Linked DNA regions of Homo sapiens: regions 1, 2, 3, 4 and 6 are each linked to region 5. The links are chromatin contacts, found by Hi-C or POLR2A ChIA-PET in ENCODE. All regions are on one chromosome and are shown on one strand. The core of a region is the stretch at or near the end of the contact, and the rest is flanking DNA. Distances in the headings are between cores, read along the strand shown.

Region 1 (2,940 bases), core at 424-2,923, 1.7 Mb after region 5:
TGCCACTGCACTCCAGCCTAGATGACAGAGCAAGTCTCCGTCTCAAAAAAAAAAACAAAAAACAAAAAAAAAACCACAAACGAACAGCCCCTGCCCTCCCCCCAAAAAAGACAAACTGCATCTCACACACAGGTGACCCCTGTGAATACAGTCTCTGAGGAGTGATGGAAGAGGAAGCCCTGTGAGAGGTGCAGACTGCTACCCTCTAGAACACCAGGATGCCTAAATAGTAGAGGGCAGTTTCATTAGCGACATCAGTTTGCAAACTGAAAAGAGACACTCTCCTGTAGGTACCAAAGGTGCTCTCTCTTTGTATAGGGAAAAGGCAGGCTGGTTGTTTTTTGTTTTTGTTTTTTGAGACGGAGTCTCGCTCAGTCGCCCAGGCTGGAATGCAGTGGTGCGATCTCGGCTCACTGCAACCTCCACCTCCCAGGTTCATGCCATTCTCCTGCCTCAGCCTCCCGAGTAGCTGGGACTACAGGCGCCCGCCACCACACCCAGCTAATTTTTTTGTATTTTTAGTAGAGACGGGGTTTCACCATGTTAGCCAGGATGGTCTCAATCTTCTGACCTCGTGATCCGCCCGTCTTGGCCTCCCAAAGTGCTGGGATTACAGGCGTGAGCCACCACTCCCGGCCTAGGCTGGTTTATGACTCACAGGGTCTGTATTTCACAATAATCATACATATTCAGCAGGTTTTGGGGAAAAGCTATACATATTTATGAGGGGATGTGAGTGCATGCACAATGGGTAAACACCTGTAACATATGTTCCATGTTCACTTTGGGATGGGGTTTTTGCGTTAAAGTGAGGTGGAATTTGGTTCTTTGCATCATAAGGTGGACTATAGGACACAAACACAGTTTGCGTGCAGTCTCTATGAGCTTGCTGAAACTGGCCTGAGGTCTGCAGTTACTTATCAGGAAAGAATGTTTGTAAGGCCTGTCCTCTGTCGATCAGCGTTGTAGTGGTCTGAGTTGTAAATCTCAGTAAAGAAGAGTCTGACAATTTGCATGATAGCTCCTATTGCTAGGGGTTTAGTAAGAGTGTGGTTTTTCTGGCAGCAGTAGAAATTTAAGAAGTTGCCATGCCAGCTGACAGCTGAGCCCTGAGGTAGGCAACGTTTGTTTCCTTAACCTTAACCTTAAGGTCCATCGTAGTTGATAAAAAGGCATCTGGCCAGGCCTGATGGCTCACGCCTATAATCCCAGCACTTTGGGAGGGTGAGGCGGGAGGCCAGCAGTTCTGGGGCCACTGCACTCCAGCCTGACAGACAGAGACCCTGTCTCAAAAAATAAATAAATAAAAAAGATAAAGGGGCATTTGTCTTGATCGCTCAGATCACACAACTAATAAGTAGCATTCTTTCTAAAAGCCGCAACAATGCTACTCCTCTCTTATAAGAGCTACTGTGTAACTCCTGCCCAACTCAAACCCACAGGCCCAGGCTCAGAACACTTGGCTCCATTGCTTCACTGTTTCCCTGCTAGCACGAACCCCCCAAACTCCATCTCCCAACATGCCGCGGGCCCCCTTTCTGTCAGCCTGACTCTTGAGCTCCTGAGAAATGTAGTTTTTCCAGCGGCCCAGCCCCAGAAAGGTCCTAGCCAAGAACTACAGTTCCCATGTGGCAATGCGCGCGCCATTCCGGTGGAATTCACCGCGGTCTCCAGTTTGCCATGATGGATGCCAGAACCTGCACGTGGGGCTTGGTGACGCGATGACTGAGATGCTGGAGTCCCCGGTCAGAAGGACGATGCCGAGCGCGCCGTATTTTCTCCTGCCTCTCCTCAGATCGCCGCCGTTGTTGGGCTGTGGAGACGTCTCAACCAAAGTGGAGCCGACAGAGGCCCCGGGAGCCGTGGTGACAGAGCGGCCACAACCACTAGGGGGCGGGAGGCAGAGCGGCCCCTAGTCCGCCCCTAGTCCGGGACCTCTGGGCGGTCCCGGGCGGGAAGCGCACGCGCAAACGCGGGGCTTCGCGGCCGCTGTAAACACCAAAGAGCGCCTGCGCAAGCCGAGAGTCTCGGGATCGACACGTGGGGGCGCCTGAGCGAAGATAACCGTAATAAATAGTAACCTAACGGTCCAGTCATCGTTCTGTGGTCCTTTCTTTTATGATTCACAAGGAATGACCCTCTTCATCGCCTCTCCTAATTCAGTCCTCACAACAGTCCTTTTACAAATGGGACAACAGGTTAGAGGAAGTCAGGCAGATTTCCAGCATCATAGAGAGTAAAGGACCAGGGAAGGATCAGGATTCAAGGACTGCACCCAGGCTCTGCTTCCAGCTTGCTGTGTGACTTTGGGTAATTTTGTTCCCTTAGGGAACTGAGCTTTCTCATTTGTAAATGCAAACAGGCTGTTGGGAGGATCAAATGAGATCCAGGGGTGAAAACAGCTTAGTTTACTTTCAGGAATTTACCCACGCGGTATATAAAGGCAAAATATTATTATAGTCAGGTGATTGTAGATTGAGGAACCCATTTCCTCATTCTGCAAATTGCAAACCTGAGGGCCCAAAGAGGGACAGGGGCTTGCCCCAGGTCTCAGCAGGCTGTGAGCAAGAGCTAAAGCCTAATCCTCCTGCCTTTGGGCCTGGAGCCCTTCCTTGTACCCCAGGGGTCAGTGTCTTTGTTGGATACAGGCTTAGATTGACTGACTGTACCCTGAGAACCTAGGGGAGTCCCTGTTCCCAATTCTTCTCCTACCCCCACCTTGGCCTGATGGAGGAAGACCCTGCTGTGTTGAGATGAGCACCAGAGCCAAGAAGCTGAGGAGGATCTGGAGAATTCTGGAGGAAGAGGAGAGTGTTGCTGGAGCTGTACAGACCCTGCTTCTCAGGTCAGTGGCCCAAGTAAGGGAAAGAACCCAGGTGTGACAGATGAGGGGGCAGCACTAAGGGGACAGACTCTGAATGGAAAGGAGTGGGAAGGCAG
Region 2 (2,912 bases), core at 369-2,868, 1.1 Mb after region 5:
TGGGGATCCATATTGTCTATGGATCCATTTCGTGACAGAGGACCAGGAAGCCTTTGGGTGGGAGGCTAACGTTTCCTTGACCAGTTTTGGAGAAGGCTGTGCTTCCAACCCTATCAGTAGCCCCTGAGTGCAGCCCCTGGGCCGCTGTGTCCCCAGGAGAAGCCTGCCCCCACCCCCCACTGCAGTCTTTCTGCCTGAAGGGAAGGGAGAACACAGGCAGTTGACCCAAAACAATAGAGGATCCCAAAGTGATGATTCACAGTCCATTCAAAGCCCAGCACCTCAGTGTGCAGATGGGGAGACTGAGGCCTGCGCGGGGGAGGGGGGCGGGGGGGTCTGAGAACAAGATTGTGTCCGGGTCCGCTGAGAATACAGATTACACAGGGGCAGAACTTTGCCAGGTGTAGGGACTTCGATGCGTGAGTGTGTGGATGCAGGTGGGCGGGGGGAAGCTGAGACTACCACAGGGCCCCTACCCTGCTGCCATCTGGGCCACCCCACCAGATGTTGCCCAGCCTCGGCTTTCTCCCTCAGCCAGGGCCTATCCCTCAGGGTCCATCTCCTCACCAAGCTGAACTCCTGAGGGGTGCCCTCGTGGGGACAGTCCTGGAGACCCTTGTCTCCTGGCTCCCCAACTTCCTCATCGCCCCACATCTGCCGGAAGGTGTCCTAGGTCCGGTCCCTCCTCCTCCTGCCTCTTACTCATCATCACCCTAGGCGCAGACACACACACACACACACACACACTGACACCACTTGACCCCACACGCACACCATGGCGCCAGCGAGCTCGGCTCGTTCTCAGTCACTTGGGCTCCTCTCCCTCTATTTCACACTCACAGTAACGGGTGGCCCTGGCCCTGCGCCGGTCACGCCCCAAGCCACGCACTTCGTGACCCCAGTGACCCCGGGTCTTTCCCTCACACAACACACGCACACACGCTGCCTGTCTCCCACACACAGAGCCCCTCTGTGTCGCCCGCTCGGCCCGGCGTCACCGCCCAGTGTCCCAGCCACACGTTCGCCCGGCCAGGCCGCCTCACGCGCCGTGTCACCCACAGTCACGGGCTGACACCATCCAGACCCCCCCTTGGCCGCCCCGCGCCGCAGCCGCGCCGAGGCGCCGCCGTCCAGCCCGCACCACAACCTGGTCTCGGTCCAAGTTTCCCGGGCCGGGGACCGCTCCGGGCCCCGCCGGCCCCTCACACCGCAAGTTCCGCTGCTTCCCCGCGCGCCCCCCGACAGCCACCACGCAGGGCCGGCCCGGAGTCGCGGCCGGAGGACCTGCAGGTCACGGGGCTCGGAGACTGGCGGTGGCCGGTGCGCGGAAGGCGCCGGGACAGGACGCGAGGCGGGAGGAGTGGGGTGGGGGGGCGCGCGGCCGGGCTGCCGCATCCGCCGAGCCCGCGAACTTCCTCAGAGACACGGGGAGGCAGGGGGCGCCACTAGGGTCCGTATCCCGCTGGCCCGGCCGCGGAGAGCAGACTCTGGATGGGCGCTCCGCGCGCCCTCCTTACCTGGCTGCGCCGCGGCAGCTCCAGCTCGGCTCCCCGTTCGACTCGGCGCCGCGGCCCGGCTCGGCGAGCGCCCGGACAGCCGCGCAGCCTGCGCGCCTTTTGAATGAATCGCCGGCTGGGCCGGGAAGGTGCGCAGACCCGCCCCCGCGCGTCACGGCCGCTCCGCCCCCGACGTCAGAGCGCGGTCTGCGCCCCGCGCCCGACTCACCCCGAGCCGCGGAGGGGCTCGCCGCTCTGCCGCTGGGCGGTGCTGCTCTACGTCGCCCTCTCTCGCGCCCCTGGGAACTGCAGGGGGCTGCGCGGGACTGGGCGGCGGTGCCCAGAGGGCCTCTTGTATCCGCCTCTTCAAGGCTCTGAACCAAGCAAGGAGTTGTGCGAAGCAAGATAAAGAGACTGGAGACTGAGATACTCCTCTGGGTCCTCTCAGCATTGCCAGTGTAACTAGAGCCACCTCTGCCCCTTTCTGGGCTTCATCTTCCTCCTGCCAGTTGGTGGCCAGGAAGAATAACCTCACTTTGCTTTGTTGACGAGGCCCAGGCCCAACCCTGGAAACCCTCACCTAGTTGGCGAAAAGGCCTGGTGAAGGTGAGTCTATAAAGGAAGCCCACACGGTGGGCTTCGGCACATCCTTCAAGGCCTAGTGAAATCCTCCAGGAGGCGTCTCCTGCCTCCACTCCCCTACTCCCCGCACCACTTCTCTGTGCCAGGGTAGTTAGTTTCCCTCCAGCAGGACAGGTGACTCAGTGCCCCCCTCCCTACTACAGCCATCCCACCCTGCCAGTTTCCAATGCCAGTCATCACAAACTCCAGGCAGTATTCACACTGTATTCCGACTCCGAATCGTGTCCCCTGGAGTTGTGCTACAGGGTGTGCCAGGACTGGAGGGAGCAGCTCAGTGGCCCGTTCCCCCTCTCAGTACTATTCAGGGGATCTCAGGCGGTCCTCCTGGGACAGTAGGGCTGATGGGAGACTGAGACACCAGGGAGGACCTAGTGCTGGGCCAGAGGCCTGGCTGGGGTCAGGATAATCACAGCCCATGACAGAGATGGAGAAAGGAAGGTAAATAAGTCAGCTGGGGATAGATGGCTGGGGGTGGGGTTCTAAACAGTCATAGAATCTGAACCCAGGGGCTAGGAGACGGAAAAGGTCAGGTCCCCAGGGTCCAGGAGATTCCAGGAGGCGAACTGGACACCGCATGGGGAGGGGAGCAGGGGATGAGTTTTCATTTCCCTGGGTCATGCTCAGGTTGTGGGGGAAGGGCATAAGGAGCTACAGGTCATTGATGTCAGGATCATGACATCAGCACCCTCATATGTCAATGGAGACCTCCAGGGCTGGGGCAGGGGTTCTTCCAGGGTCCCACATCCCAGCCTACGGAAGGCCAGAGCATCCAGA
Region 3 (3,260 bases), core at 307-2,806, 1.7 Mb after region 5:
TTCCCCAGCCCTGGTGTAAGGTACCCCCAGGCCAGAATAGAAAGTCCTTGAGCAATTATCCAGCCGACATTCTGGAGGTTGGTGGTTTGACCCTGGAACACCCTCCCCCATCAACAGTCACTTCCTCTTTTCTCACCAGTTCCAGGGGAGGGTGGGGTGGTAAGTCCGGGCCTAGCTCCCTCCTCATCAACTTCCTTCCCACACTCAGTGCCCTGTCACCTTGACTGAGGCCCTGGGCCTGGCCTAGTTCTCATGAAAACCCCACCTCAGCCCCCAGGGTACTGCAGCACCCAGCAAACCTAAAGAAGGTCTCTATACCCAATTAACAAGTAAGAAGACTGAGGCTTAGCGATGTGATCTGCCCAAGGTTTCAAGACTGGCCCTTCAGTCTGATTTCAGCCCTCCAGATCTCTCTAGTCCCTCAGACTCACAGCTCCCTGGGTCGGGGCGGGGGGCAGGGGTTGGGGGGGCGGTGACCCCCTCCCTCAAACTGGACGGTTCCACTGTCTGTCTGAGCAGTGGAGAAGTGTGGCTGCTGGAGGTGGGGGCTGGCCTCGCAACCCTGAAGGTAGAGGACCAGCAGCCTGGAAGCTTGCAGAGAAATTTTCCTGGCTAAGAGCAGATTTGATTGTGGGGGTTTGGCCAAGATTAGCCCCAGTGAGAGAGCCGCAGGGATTGTGGTTAGACTTCCAACCACAGACATACAATCGCAGGCGGCCAGAGGTGCGACACACAGGCACACCTGTTCATCCCCTCTTGAAATGCCACACCCTATCCTGACCAGCTGCCCAGAAACAATTCTGAGAGTCCGACTTCGCTGGGCTCAGCCAGCATCCACCAGCAGCCCGGGGCCCCCTGATGCCCCCTCAGGCTGGGTAGGCTGACAGGGAGGTGTTCCATAAGCCTGTGCCAGCGTCGCCTGTCAGCGGCAGAGCCTGAGATGCACAGCCTCCTCCTTAGAGGTTCCGAGTGTCGCCCCTCTCCGGATGGGCCAATAAGTGGCTGCTCTGGACAAGTCCCGCGTTCTTTCACTGCGCTACCGAGACTAAGTGCACTGATCAAGCCCCTACCCCGGGGACTGCCCGGGTGGGGAGGCAAAAGAGACCCTGCAAAACCAACACCCGAGGACGCACTTGCGTCTCGGAAGCCCAGCTTGTGGGAGGCAGAGCCCGTCCTGAGGGGCGACGAGGGCAGGGGGACCAGGAGGGGCTCGTCCAGGTTCTAACCAGAGCCTGGATGGCAAGGGGCGGAGTCCTGGCAGTCGGGATGGGCGTAACGCACAGGCTCAAGGCATAAGGCACAGCGCACTCGGGTCACAGGCGGAGGAGCCAGCCAAACCCTCTCCCCGCGCCCGTAGCCGCGTCCCCTCAGCCGCCATCCTCTCAGCACCGGGGCGCACTCACAGGCCGGCACCAGCTCCAGGAAAAGCGCCTTTTGCGTACGGTCCCGAAGCCGCAGCTGCCGCACGATGTGGCGTTTCCAGCGCGCTGCGGGGGCACCGGGGACGCCCGGCCCCGCCATGGCCGCGCTCTCCCGCCTAGCGGCGCGTTCCTCCCGCCCAGGACGGCGCCAGGCCGGGGCGGGGCCTCGCGGGGACTCCGTGACGCCAGGGGGCGGGCGGCGGCGGGGAATCCCCGGCTTGTCCCAAGAGGGCTTTGGCGGGGAGGACCGAAGGCCGACGCCGGGAGGATCTGCCTCCGGGAGGAGCCGCCTCCGGGTCTGAACCGCCGGGGCCCCGTCCGAAATGTTCACCTAAGTGGGGGCTCCTGTGGCTGCGAGGGTCATAAGCAGGAGCGAGGTCGGAGCCTCCGGGGAGGCTTCCCCCACGCGGGTGGAGCGCTCCGGAGGCGGGGCCCTCAAGGCCCGGGTGTCTTAACCCCGCCGCGCCCGGGCCGAGTTCGAGAGCCGCTGGTGCTTCCCAGGCCGTCGCGCTCCTGGCCGCGCACCCAGCCAGGGACCCAGAGGCCCTCAGCCCCGGGCTCTGCGCGTACACTGAGGGCGCGGCGCAGCAGGACAGCAAGATAAGGAAGCAGAGACTGAAGGGAGGAATCCCCGCTTTCCGGGGATGATGGCGTTCGAGTTGGGTCTGTGAGGGATGAAATAGGAGTTGGCCAGAGGGAGAGAGGGACTCTAGGCCTCGAGAAGAGCACGTGCAGAGGTTCCGTGACACGAAAACGCCAGGTGGGTGCGGGGCTGGGAGGACAGGAGGCAGAAGGGTTTACGGCTCCACATGGTCGCCGAAATTTTAGGTCCCTGAGAGTAAAGGGGTGCAGCTGATTTCATCTAGAAAGCCCCTGGCCGGGAGGAGAGAACGAGCTTGCTTGCCTGGGGTTGCAAAGGAGTGGGTAGCTGAGACGGCCAGCACCCCAGCATCCTGACTCAGGGCCAGACGCTTCACCCCATTGGGCGGCGTCTGGAGGAGCAGACACATCTCTTGTGGGTACCCTCGAAAGTGAATCATGGGTCGCAGGGAACTGTGGTCAAACCGTCTCTAGCTAGATGCTAGAGAGCCAGCTCTGCAGGCTCAGGCTACTGTGAGACACGAAAGGAGGGACTCGCTGGGCACAGCCTCACCCTGGGGCATGCCAGCAGGCCCTGCCCTCTGAGTGTTGGCAGACTTGAACATCCCTAGGGAACGAGAGAAGTTGGGCAACGATGGGAGAGCAGTGCAGGCCCTGGAGGTGACGAGTCTGTTGAGATTCTGATGGGGATGGGTCAGAGGACGTAGAAAGCAGTGAAGGCCTAGACGCCCCCAGGTCAGTGTAGCCTGCTCTGCTTCCAGTGAGCTGGGCTCAGTCCCCCACATGTCATTGTCTTAGACGCCCATGGCCTTTGCACAGGCCGAGCCTGATGTTTGGAACATCGTCGCCTCTAGGGGGCCTGGCTCCTAATCATGCATCACCTCCTCCAGGAGAACTTTCCTGCCCCTACACTGAGTTCAAGCTTCTCAGACACCAGCCCCAGTTGAGTTCGAGTTATAACCGTCACCAGTTATCACACCATCCTGTAATCTGTGCGGTGCCCCTTAGGGCAGGACCTGGGTCCTAGATGTCTCTGTACCTCTAGCCCCAAACCAGGCCTGACCTGTCTCTTGAAGGAGTATTTGTGTTGAAGATGGGTGGTAACGTTCAGCAAAAGCCATGCCCAGGAGACAGGCACAGTACCCATGGAGACCCAGGGCCAGCTGATGACAGTGATGAATTCCCTTTAGAACTGGCGGACTCTTGGGTGCTTGGAGACACTATATAAATAAGGAACTC
Region 4 (3,158 bases), core at 43-2,542, 1.3 Mb before region 5:
AAACCCCCAAGTCTTGAATACATTTCTCTAAAGAGGCCGAATACTTAATAATCAGGGGAGATTAAAGCAAATGGTAGACACCCTAAAGTCTCCTCCAGGGCTCTTGCACGAAGAGTACAAACTGGTTTCTCCGTAAGCGGGGATGGCCAGGTGGGGAAAGAAAGGAAAAGTGCTTTCACTATGGCCCGTGGGACACAGGGGGTTCCCCGGGTCCCTTCCTGGGCGGAACGAGGGAGAGGGTCTGCGCGGGGCAATCCCCGGCTCCCTGCGTTGGGGGAGGCGGCCTCGGGCCGGGGCCCCAGGGACTTGAGCTGGCTGGCTGCTTGTCCCTTAACAAGCCCATCTCCTGTAACGGGATTCTCCTAGGACTCCGGGATCTCCCGGAGGTTCGGCCATCACTGGACCCCTCCCCGCACAAACCTCCTGACAGTCTTCCTCAGTCCCGCGAGCCCTCCGGGTCCCTGCTCTGGGTGTCCCGGCTCGCGGGGTCAGCCCGGAGCCAGCAAGCTCTCCACGCGGGCCTGCCCGGGTCCCTCCCGAGTGCTGCGAGCCGCGCGGGCTTACCTGCTGAGACGGCAGCTCCACATGCAGGGCCCGCGCGGCAGAACCGGGAGGCAGAGCAGCGGCCGGGCCCGGGGGTGGCTGGGGGACGGGGCCCCCGACCGACGCGGAGGCGCTCATCTCGATCCAGGGGCCGCCAAGCGGCGGGGCGGGCACTCTTCCGGCATCCGCCGCCGCCCCCTTGCCACCACCTACCAAGCCCCTGCAGCCTAGAAACCCGCCACCCGAGAGGCACTACTGCTCAGCCCAGACAGTAGCCGCCGCCGCTGCCGCCGCTGCCGCCGTTGCCGCCGCTGGCTAAGGAAGAGCCATATTACCGCAGTGCAACCCCTCCACCCCGCTGAGACCCGGAGCGCTCATTGGCTTAGCCCTCAAGGGGGCGGGACCCAACGGCAGAAAAGGGGCGTGCTATTGGGTAGAAGGTCTGTCCATCGCTGGCATTACTGGACTTGGGGGCGGAGGGACTCAAGGATGGCCTCAATTGCGTCTGTCAAGCCGGGGTGAAACCTGGGGCGTTGCTTCTTTTTTTCCCAGTCTAATTGGTTCTTTTACTACCAACGGGCAGAGTCTCCTGGTGGAGGCGGAAGGGCCATTGCAAGAGGTCGCTGTCAATTGTCAGTAAAGGGAAAGAGGGGTGGGGTCTTGATTAGGTAGAGCGCGCTTCTGGGCTCCGGTGTCACGTGCAGGAGGCGGGAGAGTCACCTGATTAGGGAGAACCGGTCTTCTGAGCCACTTCCGCCCTCACTGGTTGCCGTGGTAACAGGCCTCCGGTGGAGGGCGGGGACCCTCGGAAGCCAGCTGGGTGGCGATCGCTTGTCTGCCTTGGCAGGCCCCTTGTGCAGTCTTTTCCCGGCGTGAGCGTGCAGGGATTGAAAAGGAATGCTTTATGGTTCAGCAGAGAGCCACCACGCAGGATGCACTGGGACCTGAGAACCGTCGGGCAGTCCCACGAGCTCTTTCATGACCAGCTCCAACCGACAAGTACACGCCCCTTCGCACTCCACTAGCTAGTAAGCTGAGCTACAAGGTGTGCCAGGCACCCAGGACGCCGATTCACCGCTTCAGGTGGGCTGTTTGTGCTGTGTCCCCAGAAAGCCTTTGCTACTTATCCATCAGTCTTAGCTGGGGCAGGAGTCCCTTCTTCCAAAAGGCTTCTCTGAGCCTCTCTGGGACCTTGAGTTAGGAATTTTGACCCTACCGTGGGTCTGGATTATTCTATTAATTTTTTTTAACAGTGCCTCATTCTTTCGCCCGGGCTGGAGTGCAGTGGCAAAATCACGGCTCATTGCAGCCTCGACCTCCTGGGCTCAAGTGATCCTCCCACCTCACCCTCCTAAGTAGCTGGGAATACAGGCACATGCCACCAGGCCCAGCTAATTTTAAAATTTTTTTGTAAAGATGGGGTTCTGGCCATATTTCCCAGACTAGTCTCAAACTCCCAGGCTCAAGCGATCCTCCAGTCTCGGGCTCCCAAAGTGTTGGGATTACAGGCATGAGCCACCAGGCCTGGCCACATTGTCTTTTAACACATGTAAGCAGCCACCCTCCTTCCCACACACACACAAAATACTGTGAATTCTTCAAGCAAAAGGACTTTGTCTGATTCATCTCTGGATCCCCAGTGCCTGACAGAGAATCAGGAAATTTTTTTTTTTTTTTTTTGCAGTGAAGGCCCAGCTCAAATGCCACCTCTTCCATGAAGACTTCCGTGATCCACAATGATAGCATCTCCAGCAATTGCTTCTATAATGAATAGCATGAGTCATTCTGCAGGATGTTGATCTTCCTTTTTTTACTCCTAGACTGAATTTTTCCACCACCTGGATGAACATAGCAGAAAGAACATAGTGTTTTAGAGTCAGACACAATAGGAATCAGGCACTTTGGAATCTTGGCTCTACCACCTTTGAGCTATGTATCCCAAGGCAAGTCACTTCCCCTCTCTCAGCTTTAAAATAGTAATAGGATTGCTGTAGGGATTAAAGTAAATCAACATATGTAAAGTGCCCACACAGGACCTGGCATATAGTAGTTGCATTTTAAATTTTTTAAACAAAATGTAAGCATACTATCTTTCCAGGGTGTTCAGAAGCCTGAAAAACACCTTGGATCTTTTCTCAGAGCTGGATCACAAAGATGTCACACTGTCTCCTGTTCTGACACACTGAGTGGTTCCTCATGGCTGGAGCCTGGGGCGTGTGGTCAGGTGTTTGTTGAGAAAGGAGTCGCTTGATCAGGTGTTTGTTGAGAAAGGAGTCACTGGGAAATCCCAAATATTATCTGATTGAACTCATGTGGTGCCAAGATCTGGGGGAATTTCACAGAAAACACATTTCTGTTTCTAAGCTGTATTAGTTTTCTGAGGCTGCCATAACACATTATCACAATTCTTGCTTGAGCCCAAGAATTTGGGACCAGCCTGGGCAACATGGCAAAACCTTGTCTCTACAAAAATACAAAAATTAGCCCAGCATGTCGTTTTCACCTATAGTCCCAGCTACTGAGGAGGCTGAGGTGGGAGGATTACCTGAGCCTGGGGAGGTTGAGGCTGCAGTGAGTCAAGATCATGCCACTGTACTCCAGCTTGGGCAACAGAC
Region 5 (2,917 bases), core at 396-2,895:
AAAACATTTAATTAAAATAGTACATATGTGATTTCTCTTGTCCAAACCCTGATTGATAATTTGAACCCTTCATCAGACTGGAAAATTTCTCTTCTATTCCTAGATTGCTAAGTATTTTGGTCAGAAGAGGTGTTTATTTTTGCCAATAGATTTATCTGTATTTTTTAACATAATCATAGCTTTTCTTTAAAAAAAATTTTTATTATTTCTTCCAATGAAGGCTTTTCTCTTTTAAGGTAAATTACATTGTTTGATTTCAGAATGCAAAACCAACCTTGCATTCCCGGGATAAACCCTACTTCATCATGATGTATTAATCCTTTTATAAATTGCTGGATTTGATTTGCTAATATTTGCTTAGGATCTTTATGTCTATGTTTATGAAATGTTTTTCAGACACCTATGGTGTCTGAAAAGTCCTCAGTAAAAATTCATTGAATTCAGACTTGTTTAAATGATACTCTAACTGCAACATAGCTGATGTTGTGGTCCAGACACCCCCTCAGGGCCTAGACAGTCATTCCCTCAGCTTCTGGAGTTGGTTACTGATGATACACAACTGAGTCCTTCTCTGGGGGCCGCCCTCCACCGAGGGAAGCAGTCTTGCCAAAAAAAAAAAAAAAAAAAAAATCACAGCTCCTCCCCAGGTGTAGCCTGTATCCATGACTGGTCAATGCAAGGATAAGAGTTTCTGGCCCCCTTGCTTTAATGTGGAACTACTCTGAAGGGTCATCCTAGGCTCCAAGCATGCCTTGGGATTGGTCAAGGCCTCTGCTGCAACTGTTTTGCAGGCCAACTTCTTCCTCTGCCTACAAATTCCTGCTTCCTTCACTTTCTTACAGGTGCTGATCTTTAAGTTCTCCCTACCTCCACCAATAACCTTGTAGGCAAGCTAATCTCCCTCTTGCGTCCCCCAGGGGCTCAACACAGGACACACCACGTTACCCTGTTTTATTTTTCTTTTCATAGCATTTAACACCTTATACGTGAAATAACCTTATTTACTTAACACTTAAAATACTTATCGTCTGCTGTAAGAATGTAAGCTTACCAGGACAGATCTTTCTCATACGCTATGCACCGCTGTATCAAGCGCCTATGGCAGGGCCTGCAGAACACAGCAGGCACTAAATACTGGTTGTTGAATGAACCGATGAGTCTGGCCCCGCGCTTTTGGTCCTGGGATCACATATCCCCCCTCCAGCTTTTAACACGCACCTGGGAGCTGCGGCTCGGGGTGTGCCCCCGAGTCCCCGCCCCTCAGGCCACGCCCCCAGGCCCACGGAGAGGGCGGGGCCCCGCGGACGCAACGGTGGGCACGATGCGGCAACCCGCCGTTCGGTTGGTGCGCCTGGGTCGGGTGCCGTACGCCGAGCTACTGGGGCTGCAGGACCGCTGGCTGCGGCGGCTGCAGGCCGAGCCAGGCATTGAGGCCCCGTCGGGGACTGAGGCGGGCGCGCTCCTGCTCTGCGAGCCCGCGGGGCCCGTGTATACGGCCGGGCTGCGCGGCGGCCTGACGCCCGAGGAAACTGCGCGGCTACGGGCCTTGGGCGCCGAGGTGCGCGTCACAGGCCGCGGTGGCCTGGCCACCTTCCACGGCCCGGGCCAGCTGCTTTGCCACCCGGTACTCGACCTGCGGCGTCTCGGCCTGCGCTTGCGCATGCACGTAGCGTCGCTGGAGGCGTGCGCCGTGCGCCTGTGCGAGCTCCAGGGCCTGCAGGACGCCCGCGCGCGGCCCCCGCCCTACACTGGCGTCTGGCTAGACGATCGCAAGATCTGCGCGATCGGTGAGCGCCGCGGAGCAGGGCGGTACCTGAGAGCCGAGGTCGGAGCTTGAGGCCTGGGGGCGGGGTCTGACGGGGCTGGACCAACGGAGGTGAGGGCCGGGAGGAGGCGTATCTAGCGCGGGTTTTGAATCACAGCTACCCGCTGCGTTTGAGTTTTTAAGCCCCTTTTCAGATATCGTATATTCAGAAGCAGAAGGCTCCTCACATCTAGTCCAACACGCATTTCTGTTAAGGGAGAGACAAGAGAAGTGAATTGCCAGGTTACGTCCTGCGAATGACAATGTCATGGCAAATAAGGGTGCTAATTTTCAAACTTTTTTTTTTTTTTTTTTTTGAGACAGAGTCTCGCTTTGTCACCCAGGCTGGAGTGCAGTGGCGCAATCTCGGCCCACTGCAAGCTCCGCCTCCCGGGTTCACGCCATTCTCCTGCCTCAGCCTCCAGAGTAGCTGGGGCTACAGGCGCCCACCACCAGCCCGGCTAATTTTTTGTATTTTTAGTAGAGATGGGGTTTCACCGTGTTAGCCAGGATGGTCACGATCTCCTGACCTCGTGATCCGCCCGCCTCGGCCTCCCAAAATGCTGGGATTACAGGCGTGAGCCACTGCGCCTGTCCCCAAGCTTTTTTTTTTTTAAGTATTGGAATCTGTTAAAAGACATTTCCTGGAATCCTCATGATGAGTGCAGCTGCTTGAAGCCACGCACCCCTTCCTTTCATTTGTTTCCTTTTCCCATCTGAGTACAATCCCTTGTTTCTCCAGAAACAAAATTTGAAAACCGGTGATCTAATCCAGTTTTCTCATCGCCCTGAGAGGGACACCAAAGCCCGGAGAGTGGAGGGTATCTACTCTAAGACCCTTTGGCTTGCCTTGCAGGAGTCCGCTGTGGAAGGCACATCACATCCCACGGCCTGGCTCTCAACTGCTCTACCGACCTCACGTGGTTTGAGCACATCGTGCCCTGTGGACTGGTTGGGACAGGCGTCACTTCCTTGAGTAAGGAGCTCCAGAGGCACGTCACCGTGGAAGAAGTAATGCCACCTTTCCTTGTGGCCTTTAAGGAGATCTACAAGTGCACACTGATCTCAGAGGACAGCCCCAACTGAAGAGTACTCATAACAGCCAGGATGCTC
Region 6 (2,881 bases), core at 1-2,500, 1.4 Mb after region 5:
CTCTTCTGAGGACCCCAAGGGAGGTCGATAAACTCCCCCGTAGATGGTCTGAACAGAGCAGGAAGGTTCATGTGTGGTGGTGGGGTGCACTGCTTAGATAAGCACCCTCACTGGCAGATAAGGAAGCCGAGCTCACCTAGCCTGTTAAGGAGCAGGCAAAGTGGACTGGCACCCAGAGATCCTGACTCCCAGACAAGGGCTTCCTCTATGGCCTCTCCTGCCTCTTCTACTTTTCCTCGTGCTTATTATCCTGCACCTGTTTCTTTTTTAAAATAACCCATAGAACACTTCCTGACGCAGATTCTAGTCCTGCTGTGTAACCTTTAGAAAGGCTTCCCTCTATGGGCACTTGCCTCCCCGTCTGTGAAACGGGGGCCTCGGCCTTAACGTTCTCTTGGCTCCCTCTCAGCGGAGTCAGTGATGTTTGACTTGAATGCCCTGCAGTAGAGTGCCGCCGTTTCCTTTGCAGAGCAACTGCCTTTCCGCCCTACAATCGCAATGGCCTGGCACCTGCGGCCAGCCGCAAAGCGACTTGTCCTTGCTCGCCTCTCTCGCGCACATCTAGCTGGTAGGGAGAGTAGGGTGTTGAGGGGCTGAGAGGAAGAAAACGCCGGAATTCTCGTATCCCACAGGCATGCTGCGCCCCCCTCCCCACTGCAAACGTTTCCCTGCGAGCGTCGTCCCCCGCGCCCCCCGACACACACACACACACACACACACACACACACACACACACACACACACACACACACACACGCAAAGGCAGGCAGGAGGCGGGGGCGGCCTGTGCGCGTGCGTCGGCGCGGAGCCCTCTCCCGCCCACGTGCGCGCCCCCGAGCGGAGACGCGCGCGCCGGGGCGAGCTGGCGGGAAAGCGCGCGGGAAGCCCCCGGCTGGCTCCCAGCGTGGGGGAGGGAGGGCAGGAGGCGTCTGGAACGTGCCACTCTCGGAGAGAAAGGGGGGATTTTCGCGTGGCGCTGGCGTTTCTACACCTCCCACCCACCGACCAATCCGTTAGCTTCCCCCTTCCCCTGCCGCGGTACGAAGCCCCGTGCCGTGGCCTAGCTCCCTCCTGGCAGCCCGGACCGGCCCCTCGAACCCCGCTCTGGACAGAGCGGTTCCCTCAGCATCCGGAGCGGGGCGCTGCGCCGCGCGGCGAGGCCGGAAATTCCCGCGGCCTGAGTGGTGGAGCCCTAGCGGGGAGAGCGGCGCCACCTTCCTCCTCCCGGGCGGGCGGGGGCGTTAGGCCCAGCGAGGGCCGGGCCGCCTGAGTGGGTGGGGTGGGGGCCGCTGCGTCCGCCGGGAGCGGCGGCGCAGGCGGCCGACCGGGAGCGCGGACAACGCGGCTGCGGCTAACCCGCCGCCCGGCCGGCTGAGACCCTCGCGCCCCTGCTCCTGGGGCCCCCGCCCCCTCGCCGTCTCCGCCTCCTTCCTCACACACCCCCGGGCCGCCCGGGCCGCCCGGGCCCCAAGCCTTCCCGGTGCTCCTCCCTCGTCTCCTCACACTCGCTCTCTGGCTGGGGTCCGCCTGCCGCCCGCTGGCCTGCTCCCTCCGGGGCAAGTCTTGCTTCTTAAGCGCTCCTTTCACACACGCGCGCGCTCGCTGGGCCGTCCCCTCCTCTCCGGCCCTCCTCCTCCTCCTGGTCCTTGCTAACGCTGCCGTCGGGGAGGATTGATGTCCCTTCAGCATCATGCAGCCGCCGCCGAGGAAGGTAAGGGCGCAGCTGGGGGGCTTTGGGGTTCGGAGAGATGCGTACGCGGAACGCGGCTGGGGCGACCGCTGCGCCCCTTCCCCCTCCCGCAAGGGGCCGTGACCGCCCTCGTCTTGGGCTTGTCACCGACTTGCCGCCGGCTCCAGGTGGGGGGCGCGCGTGTGAGTTGCCTTTCCGACAGAGGGGCCGCCGGGGCTCGTCCGTCCTCTAACGCAGGAGACCCCCAGACATTTCACAAGAGTTTCGGGTGTGCATTTGTGTGTGTGCGCGCGCATGGCAATGCTGCCCGCTGCAAAGTGCATTCTCGGGGCTGCACCGAGGGGGAGGCGGGGACGCCCCTGCAGCTTTGCAGAGCCTTGTGCGTGTGTGATTGTTTAGTCTGCACCAGCTTTGAGCCCTCCAGCCGCTTGTCGCCAGCCCCGCCCGTTTGCAAATTTGCGGGGGATTTGTTTCTAGCCTAGCCTTAGGGTTTGGCCTGCTTTTCCCACGGGGCGGCCGAAAAGAAGTTGGAATAGTCACCGCCTCCCCACCCCAAGGGAAAACAAATTAAGGATTGACGGGTCCTGCCTCGTCCCCGGCTGAGGGGCGAGGAGGCTGTCGTGCTGTCTTCAGAAAAGCGAGGACCGGGCCCGGGAGGTGCGTGGGGTGTGCACTGCGATCCGGGGTTGGATGACCAGGGTGGGAGTGACGGATGCACCCGGCTTGTCATCAGTCTCCCCGCTGCGCCCTTCCCCAGCTTTCCCAGGGGCCGAGGCTGTGTCCTTGTCTTTTTAATCCTACAGATGGATACTGAATGTCTACTCTGGGCACTGGGTGGATGAGGCCGTTCTGTCCTCCCCTCGTGGGCAAACATTTGCCTAACGCCTAACTCACCCGTGTCTGCTGCCGCTGCTTTCTCTCTTTCCTAATCCGGGTTTCTCCATTTAAGTGAGTCCTTTTCTTTCGAACATGTACCCCCACCCCTCCGGGTGGTCCCACTGCTGAGGCCGAGATTCCAGACTGACCGTTAACTTCGAACCCTGGGGCCCCGGCCTGGCGGGCGAGGCTCTCTGGCCAGCAGGCATTTGCTGTTCTCCGCTGTTTGAAGTGGAGCCTCCACGGGGATCGGCTTCCCGGGGTAGTTTAAAAGCACTGCATATGCTGGAAGGTCACTTTTGCTTTCTCCTTTGT

The links. Hi-C counts contacts between places; a loop is a spot of excess contacts on that map. ChIA-PET counts read pairs that join two places held with the same protein, here RNA polymerase II (POLR2A). Pooled maps may share reads with other maps.
Region 1: a loop to region 5 is called in a map of CD4-positive, alpha-beta memory T cell, with 19 times the contacts of the local background. The contact joins the promoter of STARD10 here to the promoter of LIPT2-AS1 in region 5. A Hi-C loop is called at or near these places in 1 of 168 maps with a recorded cell type or tissue (CD4-positive, alpha-beta memory T cell) and 5 of 50 pooled maps. POLR2A ChIA-PET finds 5 or more read pairs at or near these places in 1 of 52 experiments (Panc1).
Region 2: a map of naive thymus-derived CD4-positive, alpha-beta T cell shows a loop between it and region 5 (11-fold over the local background). The contact joins the promoter of RELT here to the promoter of LIPT2-AS1 in region 5. A Hi-C loop is called at or near these places in 1 of 168 maps with a recorded cell type or tissue (naive thymus-derived CD4-positive, alpha-beta T cell) and 5 of 50 pooled maps. POLR2A ChIA-PET finds 5 or more read pairs at or near these places in 1 of 52 experiments (activated naive CD4-positive, alpha-beta T cell).
Region 3: a loop to region 5 is called in a map of CD8-positive, alpha-beta T cell, with 10 times the contacts of the local background. The contact joins the promoter of ATG16L2 here to the promoter of LIPT2-AS1 in region 5. A Hi-C loop is called at or near these places in 1 of 168 maps with a recorded cell type or tissue (CD8-positive, alpha-beta T cell) and 6 of 50 pooled maps. POLR2A ChIA-PET finds 5 or more read pairs at or near these places in 2 of 52 experiments (Panc1 and naive thymus-derived CD8-positive, alpha-beta T cell).
Region 4: a map of natural killer cell shows a loop between it and region 5 (17-fold over the local background). The contact joins the promoter of UVRAG-DT here to the promoter of LIPT2-AS1 in region 5. A Hi-C loop is called at or near these places in 1 of 168 maps with a recorded cell type or tissue (natural killer cell) and 6 of 50 pooled maps. POLR2A ChIA-PET finds 5 or more read pairs at or near these places in 1 of 52 experiments (naive thymus-derived CD4-positive, alpha-beta T cell).
Region 6: a map of CD8-positive, alpha-beta T cell shows a loop between it and region 5 (11-fold over the local background). The contact joins the promoter of FCHSD2 here to the promoter of LIPT2-AS1 in region 5. A Hi-C loop is called at or near these places in 2 of 168 maps with a recorded cell type or tissue (CD4-positive, alpha-beta memory T cell and CD8-positive, alpha-beta T cell) and 6 of 50 pooled maps. POLR2A ChIA-PET finds 5 or more read pairs at or near these places in 2 of 52 experiments (WTC11 and naive thymus-derived CD8-positive, alpha-beta T cell).

Annotation. Positions count from the first base shown.
Region 1 is chr11:72,792,780-72,795,719 of GRCh38, reverse strand. STARD10 (StAR related lipid transfer domain containing 10) reads left to right here and starts at 1,673. Exons shown (of 7, transcript NM_006645.3): 1 at 1,673-2,845. RefSeq lists an enhancer at 1,348-1,917.
Region 2 is chr11:73,375,105-73,378,016 of GRCh38, reverse strand. RELT (RELT TNF receptor) reads right to left here and starts at 1,618. Exons shown (of 11, transcript NM_152222.2): 1 at 1,518-1,618. RefSeq lists an enhancer at 639-933 and silencers at 1,099-1,178, 1,269-1,558, 1,589-1,898.
Region 3 is chr11:72,812,707-72,815,966 of GRCh38, reverse strand. It overlaps ATG16L2 (autophagy related 16 like 2), which reads right to left and starts at 1,556. Exons shown (of 18, transcript NM_033388.2): 1 at 1,404-1,556. The coding sequence starts at 1,521. LOC107984421 (a long non-coding RNA gene) reads left to right here and starts at 1,900. Exons shown (of 3, transcript XR_007062771.1): 1 at 1,900-3,260. RefSeq lists enhancers at 784-933, 2,944-3,073, 3,234-3,260 and silencers at 1,464-1,913, 2,314-2,403.
Region 4 is chr11:75,812,931-75,816,088 of GRCh38, reverse strand. It overlaps UVRAG-DT (UVRAG divergent transcript), which reads left to right and starts at 1,292. Exons shown (of 2, transcript NR_144531.1): 1 at 1,292-1,626; 2 at 2,228-2,575. It overlaps UVRAG (UV radiation resistance associated), which reads right to left and starts at 879. Exons shown (of 15, transcript NM_003369.4): 1 at 565-879. The coding sequence starts at 681. RefSeq lists a silencer at 556-755 and enhancers at 1,051-1,345, 1,216-1,645, 1,569-2,768.
Region 5 is chr11:74,492,108-74,495,024 of GRCh38, reverse strand. It overlaps LIPT2-AS1 (LIPT2 antisense RNA 1), which reads right to left and starts at 1,645. Exons shown (of 2, transcript NR_171028.1): 1 at 1,052-1,645. LIPT2 (lipoyl(octanoyl) transferase 2) reads left to right here and starts at 1,301. Exons shown (of 2, transcript NM_001144869.3): 1 at 1,301-1,787; 2 at 2,661-2,917. The coding sequence starts at 1,322. The coding sequence ends at 2,890. RefSeq lists silencers at 1,066-1,315, 1,426-1,535.
Region 6 is chr11:73,140,687-73,143,567 of GRCh38, reverse strand. It overlaps FCHSD2 (FCH and double SH3 domains 2), which reads left to right and starts at 1,250. Exons shown (of 20, transcript NM_014824.3): 1 at 1,250-1,711. The coding sequence starts at 1,691. RefSeq lists enhancers at 102-241, 322-431, 2,302-2,531, 2,031-2,652, 2,752-2,801 and 1 more and silencers at 662-1,041, 1,202-1,581, 1,982-2,121.